Linked DNA regions of Mus musculus: region 2 is linked to region 1. The links are chromatin contacts, found by POLR2A ChIA-PET in ENCODE. All regions are on one chromosome and are shown on one strand. Each heading gives the region's core, a stretch centred on a gene start or an enhancer-like site at or near the end of the contact. The rest is flanking DNA. Distances are from core to core; before and after follow the strand shown. Region 1 holds the start of Brpf3 (bromodomain and PHD finger containing, 3). Region 2 holds the start of Kctd20 (potassium channel tetramerisation domain containing 20).

Evidence for each region. ChIA-PET counts read pairs that join two places held with the same protein, here RNA polymerase II (POLR2A).
Region 2: POLR2A ChIA-PET joins it to region 1 with 17 read pairs in Patski. The contact joins the promoter of Kctd20 here to the promoter of Brpf3 in region 1. POLR2A ChIA-PET finds 5 or more read pairs at or near these places in 2 of 5 experiments (Patski and embryonic stem cell).

Annotation. Positions count from the first base shown.
Region 1 is chr17:28,799,243-28,802,792 of GRCm38, forward strand. It overlaps Brpf3 (bromodomain and PHD finger containing, 3), which reads left to right and starts at 1,884. Exons shown (of 13, transcript NM_001081315.1): 1 at 1,884-2,119.
Region 2 is chr17:28,950,517-28,953,974 of GRCm38, forward strand. Kctd20 (potassium channel tetramerisation domain containing 20) reads left to right here and starts at 1,920. Exons shown (of 8, transcript NM_001356300.1): 1 at 1,920-2,053.

The DNA of each region.
Region 1 (3,550 bases), core at 634-3,133:
TTTTAAGGGCGAGGGTGAAGAGGGGGAGAAAATTTTGTTGAGCCCAGTCTCATAAAGTGACCAGGAATGGCTGGTGACAAGAGGAGGCTGACATGTGCTCTCAATGGATCTTAAATCACTGCAAGGACAAGCTGCGACATCTTCTCAGGGTTTTTATTTGCCTAATTTAGAGGGTAGAGGTCCTTCCCAATCATGCAAATCAGGTCATGCCCAGAAGCAACCGCGAAGAATAAAAGATAAGGAGACACAAGTCCTATGTAAATGTTTATATTTCATTGTAAAAGAACAAGACGTGAAATTCCTATTTGTTCCTCAATTTTTTTAAAGCTAAAAGTAATTGCAATATTTTCTTCCTCTAGGGCCTTCCCTTCCACAATTAATCTTTCCACACCTTCCCTCCTGTGATTATTCCCCCAAGCTTTAACAACAGTTGACTAATTCACAGCATTTCTGCTTCAAAGCTTTCAAAACACTGTGGGGTGGGGGTGCTGGCGGAGGCGATTGCTTGGCTCCACAAGCCACGCCCTTTCCTTCTTAAAAATTGGTTATTTTTGCAGTATGTTATTACCATCTATCAAGAACACACTCCTGTAAGGAAACCCAACTTCCATGCTTCACTCAACTGGTAAATTCTCAACTCTTAGGATGCTGAACACCTATACTTCAATGTAAATAAAAACACAAGGTTTGGGCCGTGAGAAATGTTTATTCTCTACTCTTTCAACTGTAGTACCCAGGTCCTGGATACCAGAGCCAATCGAGCAATTGAAAGTCTCACCAGCCGTTCGTGTAGAGGAAACGCTTTCAAAATATATCATTCATCTTCATCTTCGATAGCAGTTTATCCATATATCCTTTATAAGCATCATTAAGTATTGGTGCTTAAGATCTCTGTCACGAGGTAAGCTTTCAAATTTATAGGTACATGCGCTCGTGGAGGGGCAAAGGGACCTTTTCTTCTATTTATTTTTTCTTTTATTAGAACAAAAGGCAGCTTGAGTACACTTCAAAGTCTGGGAGTTGCTGTTTGACAGGCAGGCTGCCTTTGAGAAAGCCGTTCAGTGCATTAAATTAACCGACTCCTGGCCAAATCAAATTCAAGGGGAAAAGTATTTCCCATGCCTAGAGTGACAAACGGAATTACGAGGCACGCTTAAGCAGACTGTCAAACTTTTATGTTTACTTAAAAAAAAAAAAACTCCACACAGATGGAAAAGTCTGGTCCGTGGCAGCCTTGTGTGCCAGGAGAGGCTCACCTGTACACACACCACAGGCACGGGTCTTTCCCGGGCTGTCCGCACTGGGGGAGGGGATGGGTGGACATCGCTAGACCTTTGTCCCGGGGGCCTGGGGAGGGACGACTTTCTGGAGGCTTCGCAGCCACCTGCACTCTGGGAAGCCACACACAGTGTGGCCCTCCGGGGTCGTCCTGGGGCGAGCTTTGTGGGTGGGTGGGAGCATGGGCGTTCCCACCTCGGGGGCGGCGGGTGGCCCCACGCTCTGGCTGGGATGGGGTGAGCCACCGCTCCGTGGATTCAGAGTGGGAACCCCGACTAGATCAGCTCTGGGACAGGCCCAGGGTGAAGCGGCCCCGCCGCGTCCGCACCGCCACCGTGAGGCCGTGCCGGGGACGGTGCCCCGTGGAGGTGGCGCTGCCGCTTCGCGCTCATCTCCCCGCCCGTCTCCCCGCCGCCGCTGCCGCCGCGCCGGGCTGGGCTCGGGCGGGGGCATCCGCTCCGGTCTCCCCGCGCTTTCGCGCTCCCGCTTCGCGTGCGGCGGCTCGATCCGGGGAGGGAGTGAGGGAAGGGGTGGAGGTGGCGGGGGGAGGCCGAGGGGCGGATCCTGCCTGGGGGCTGATCCCTCCCTCCCCTCGGCCGGGCTCCGTGGCGGGCGGCAGCGGTGGTGGCGGCGGTGGCTCCATTCCCCCTCCTCCCCCGGGAGAGGCGGCCGGGCCCGGGGAGACGGAGCGGAGGGCCGGAGCGGGAGGAGGCCGCGCTCCCTCAGCCGGGCCGCGCACGGAGCTGCTCGCTCGCCCGGCCCGCTCGCCCGGCCGCTCACCCGGCCGGCCGCGCTCGCGCTCAGGGGGCCCCCGAAGCTAGGGGCCCGGCCGGCGGCTGAGGTAAAATGGGGGCGGCGGCGGCGGGGCCGGAGCGAGCGGGGGCGGCGGGGGCCGGCGGGGAGCGAGCGCTGCGCGCGAGGGGGCGGCCGGGGCGCACAGGGGTGTCCCGATGGGGCGTGGGGGTGACGCGCGACCTCTCCCCCGGAGCGAGGGCGGCGACGAGGCCGGGAAAAGCGCGCGGAAGGGAGCTGCAAAGCGAGGACCCCCTCCCGCACCCGCCATCTTGTTTCTCCCCGGTCCTGGCAGCCAAACGGCTAAGCCCCGCCCTCCCCGTGCTCCCCTATTGGCCTGGCTAGACCAGAGTCCCGCCTTCAGGGGCCGCCCTCGGCGCACGGGTTCCCCCTTGACGGGCAGGTTGGGCGGCCAATAAGTGCTTGCATCTCCGCGTCCTCCCCCCCCCTCCCCACCCCTCCGCCGTTCGCTGGCGCTCGCTTTCTCTGTGAGGGTCGGACTCTGCGTCTATCTGTGGTGCGCCTACCCTCTGGGTTGTTTTTTTTAGGGGGAGATATTTCTCTTTTTTCTCCTTCGGGGGGTGTCGTGAAGATTCCACTGGAAGAGGAGTCCCTTTAAAGGGACAGAGACCTTGTCTGGAGTCTTACCTGGTCTCATGAGTCCCTTGTGTGGCGTGCAGGGCGGGTTCCGTCCAATTGTTGAAACTCCTCATTCGGGGGCCAGGGTGAGGTGGTCGAGTTGGGGATCCCGGGTCGCTAAGAACGTCTCTGAAGGGGGCTGTTGGGGGTACTCGGCAGTGTGTGTATGGGAAGAGTTGTGTACGTGAGGAAACTCCCGCCAAAAAAAAAATACCAACCCTGGTCTAGTTGTTAGCTCCTTGTAGGCGAAACTCTTGGTTTCCCCTGGCAGTAGCCCAGCTGGGTCCCATGGGTTTGCCCCCTGTGATCGCATCGCGGGAGCCCCGAATGGGGATGGAGACGACTTCTGAGACTACAGGATGGGGTTCTTGTAGATTCTTCAAAATCGATACTGAAGTGTGTGTTTCCTCTCCAGAGGCTGCTTGCCTTTGGAGAATTGGGGAATGGAATCTGTTGGCTGGGACTACTTTTGAGACCTTGAGGTTGGTACGGGATCTCGTGCCCTCAGGGCTTCGGGTTGAACAGAAGTGCGGTAAAGGTCCTTTAGCTCCAAATGGTGGTGTATGCCTGCCTCAGGTTGCTCCACAGCCAGGTTAACTTAAGTCACACCTTGGGACTGAGAGGCCTTTACACTGTGGTTGTCAATGGTGACTTATTGATCATCCTTAAGAAGTAGATATTTCTGCCCTTGCTTTTATTACATTTTTATTTTTTTTAAATTTTATGTGCCTGGGCATGTTGCCTGATATATGCCGGGTTCCCCAAGAATTCAGAAGAGGGCTTCCAATACCCTGGAACTGGAGTTACTGGAGTTGTGATCCACAGTGTGGGTGCTAGGCAT
Region 2 (3,458 bases), core at 670-3,169, 150 kb after region 1:
CTCAGATGATGAACCTAGTTCAGATATTTGAGGATACACTTAAATTTGTTTCTTTGTTTTTCAAGACCGGGTTTCTCTGTGTAGCCCTGGCTGTCCTGGAACTCACTCTGTAGACCAGGCAGGCCTGGAACTCAGAACTCAGCCTGACTGAGGATACAGTTAAATTAAAGTGACAAAAGTCGACATTAATACACATTTCTCATATGCCTCCTATAATTGATATTCATCCAAAATCGGTGTCATGTCTGATTTAATGATATTTAATCAAAAGACAACCCTTTTACTCTTCACTATTAGTTAAGTATGTGCTATCTTGGATCCCCTCTGGGCGATGGATAACAAGTATTAAGTGTTGGCTCAGGATGGGTGAGGGGAGCTTGGAAATGAAAGAAAGAGGAAGTTGATTGTCCTGTATTCAGAACAAGAAAGGCAGTAGTTCCACCGTGGGTATGGAGACTGCACAGGGGCACAGGATTAGAAGAGGAAACTTTTGGAATGAAATTTTAATCAGTGGGTATGTTCTCTGTAGTTCCAAGGCCCAGAGATGCCAGCACATGATCTCATTACTGTGTTGGCTTTTTTGTGACATTACTGTGTTGGTGGTCGTATTTGGTTTGTTTTGAGACATGGTTTCCTCTGTGTAGCCCTGGCTGTTCTGGAATTCACTTTGTAGACCCAGTTTCCTGACTGGATTCCCTGACTTCCCTTAGTGACAGGTGGTATGGGGGAAACTGGGCAAGGTAGACCCGTCCCCCTCCTCCCCTCCCCCCCCCAGAAGCAACATAAGCCAAATAAGGGGGACCTCGATTTCCTGATCCTCCTGCCTCTACCTCCCAAGTGCTAGGATTAATGCTGTGCACACAGGTATTCCCTATATTTTTTTGCGTGGTTTTATTAGTTTATTTAGTGCTCAGCAGCAGTTTTAAAGTAGAATAATGTCAGCACTTGGGAGACAGGGACAGGAGGATGAGGAGTCCAAAGCCATCCTTGGCTACACAGCAAATTCAACATGGGCTGCGGCGTCACATCTCAATAAAATGAACTCGGACCTGGAGACGTAGCTCAACTGGTAGAATAATGGCCTAGGGTGCATGAAGCCCTGGGTTACACCAGAGCCCTTCATAATTCGGCTACGGTAGGGCTTGTCTGTAACCCTATCCATCACTCACATGGTGAAGGTCGGATCAGAGGTGCAAGGCCATACTGGGATAAAGGAGACTGTCTCAAAAAACAAAGAACACCCCATGTATTAAGAGTGGAGAGCCAGGGAGGAGGGAGAAGGGAAATAAAGGTTAAAACAAGCAAACCCCCAATAGAACGAAACACCCAAAACTAGAAGTCTGTGCAATCATTGTGATGGTGTAATCAACTGGTCTGATAACTTTCTTAAGTACAAAAGCCACAAGTCCCCGTGACCCTGAGAGATGGAGCCAGGTTCCTCCTCTCAGGTTCCCTTGTGCGGTTCACAGGAAGCAAGGCAACCAGCTTTCTAATAGTTTGCTTCCAGGTAACATGAAACCTGTAGAATCTTGTTTGCTATCGCAGATTGTTCCGTGAAACTCAAGAGTTGGGGGGAAGTTTTTGTTTTCTCTTTTATCTTGTTTTGTTGTTGTTGATGTTTTTCTGTCTTTGGGCTGCAGTTCATATCCATCCGCCACACAAAGGCGATAGGCTCATCTTTCCGTGAGCATCACGCGTTCCGGGGCGACCCAGCCTCTTTCACCTTCGAGCCTGCAGCTCGCTTTCCTGTCTGAGCCCCTTGGGTGATGGAGCGCAAGCGGCGGCGGCGCGCGTTACTGGGCCGCCCTGGCGAAGAGCCCCAGTTCCCGGCCGGCCGGGCAGGCAGGCGAGGCCCCGGCCTATGGCGGAGTCCGCGGCGGGGGCGGGGCGAGCCGCGCGGCCTTCCCGGCATGCCCCGCGGTGGGCGGGGCTCTTGTTTTGAAGGGCCGGGTGACTCAACCGGGGATCCGCGGCCAGGGCGGGGGCGCGCGGTGGCCGGAGCTTGGAGGTGGCTTCGGGGCTCGGTGTCGGAGAGCGCGGCAGCAAGCGGCCGGTGAGTGCCGAGTGACAGGGTGGGCGGGCGAGCGGGCAGGTGATGGCGCGGGCTGATGATGGCGGCGGGCGCGACGCTGCGGCCTGAGAGGCCCCGTGCGGGCTCCTCCCCGGCCTGGGGAGAAAGGAGAAGCCGGGCGAGGCTGCCGACCAACCACGCAGGGCCACCGGTAGCCCAGGCTGGGGAAGGTTGGTCGCGCTTTCCCAGAACCTCTGGAATCTTCTGTCGGTCCTGTCGCCCCTCTGTTGTCATCCCATGCTTAGTGCAGAACTGGGAGATTTTTTTCTTGCATATAAGAACTTTTTATAGCAGACAGTGTCGTCAGGCTTGCGCCATGAGGACACCTCCTCCCCTTTGTGGGAATTTGTCATTCTTTCTGAACATTCCTGGATTGGGCTGATTTACTATTTAGAAGTAAATCTAATCTTTTAAGTGAGAATTCAGCAAACGAACTAACAGACAGGCCAGGAACTCTGACCAACCAAGCTCTTTCACGGTGTCTGTTTGCTGATAGACAATTGTTTACCTAGAAATTTGAGATTTCTTTTTAAATGATCTCCCAAACAGAATGTTGGAATAATATTAGTTGTGACGAACCTTGAATTAGAACGTCAACCCCACTCCAGAGGAACAAAAACAAAATCTTAAAGTAGCAGTTCTCAAACGCGTTTTGCAGGTCGCTAGCACGGCTCCCAGAAATTAATTCTAGAAATCTAGGGTGGACCCCTGAGTCTACTAGTGCTGGCAGGCAACCACCCCGCTTGGGCCGCCTTGGTAAGCCAGGAACCGGACCTTAGGAAACCAAGATTAGCTTGGCCTGAGGACTGTAAATACTGTCTCATGTCCTTTTCTTTCTGTTGACTTACTCCTCTCCTGTCCGTAATCAGTCGGGAGTCAAGAAGCCCTGATTCGGAAGGCTGTGTGAGAAAGGATAGTGCTTTCTGGAGCCCTTACATGAGAGCAGGAAATGGCTTTTTATCCATATCCTGTTATTGCCTGGGTGGGAGAAAGATGGCGTGGATCAGGCTAACCCACCTTGTTTCTCTCAGGAGCCTGTTGGTAGGATCGTGGGAGCTTGAGCATGTCATTAGGTCTTGGCTCCCACCTCAGCTCTCTGCTTTCCTTCTCATGGTATCAGCCAGGGAGTGCCCGGAGCCTGGGGGGTCTCTGATTCCCTGGGATGTGCCAGCATCAGTAGTATTTATGGGCTTTTAGTTGTGGGTATCAATTCACTAGCTACAGAATATCTGAATGATGCCTAGCTTACACAGTACAACTGAAGTAAGGCATGTTAGAGACAGTATCCCAAGCGTGGCTCAGAATTCCCTTGCTGTCTGGCAGAAATGAGGGTTGGATGACCTCCACATCTGCCAAAGGTGTTTTCTACATCTTGATGTCTCTTGAG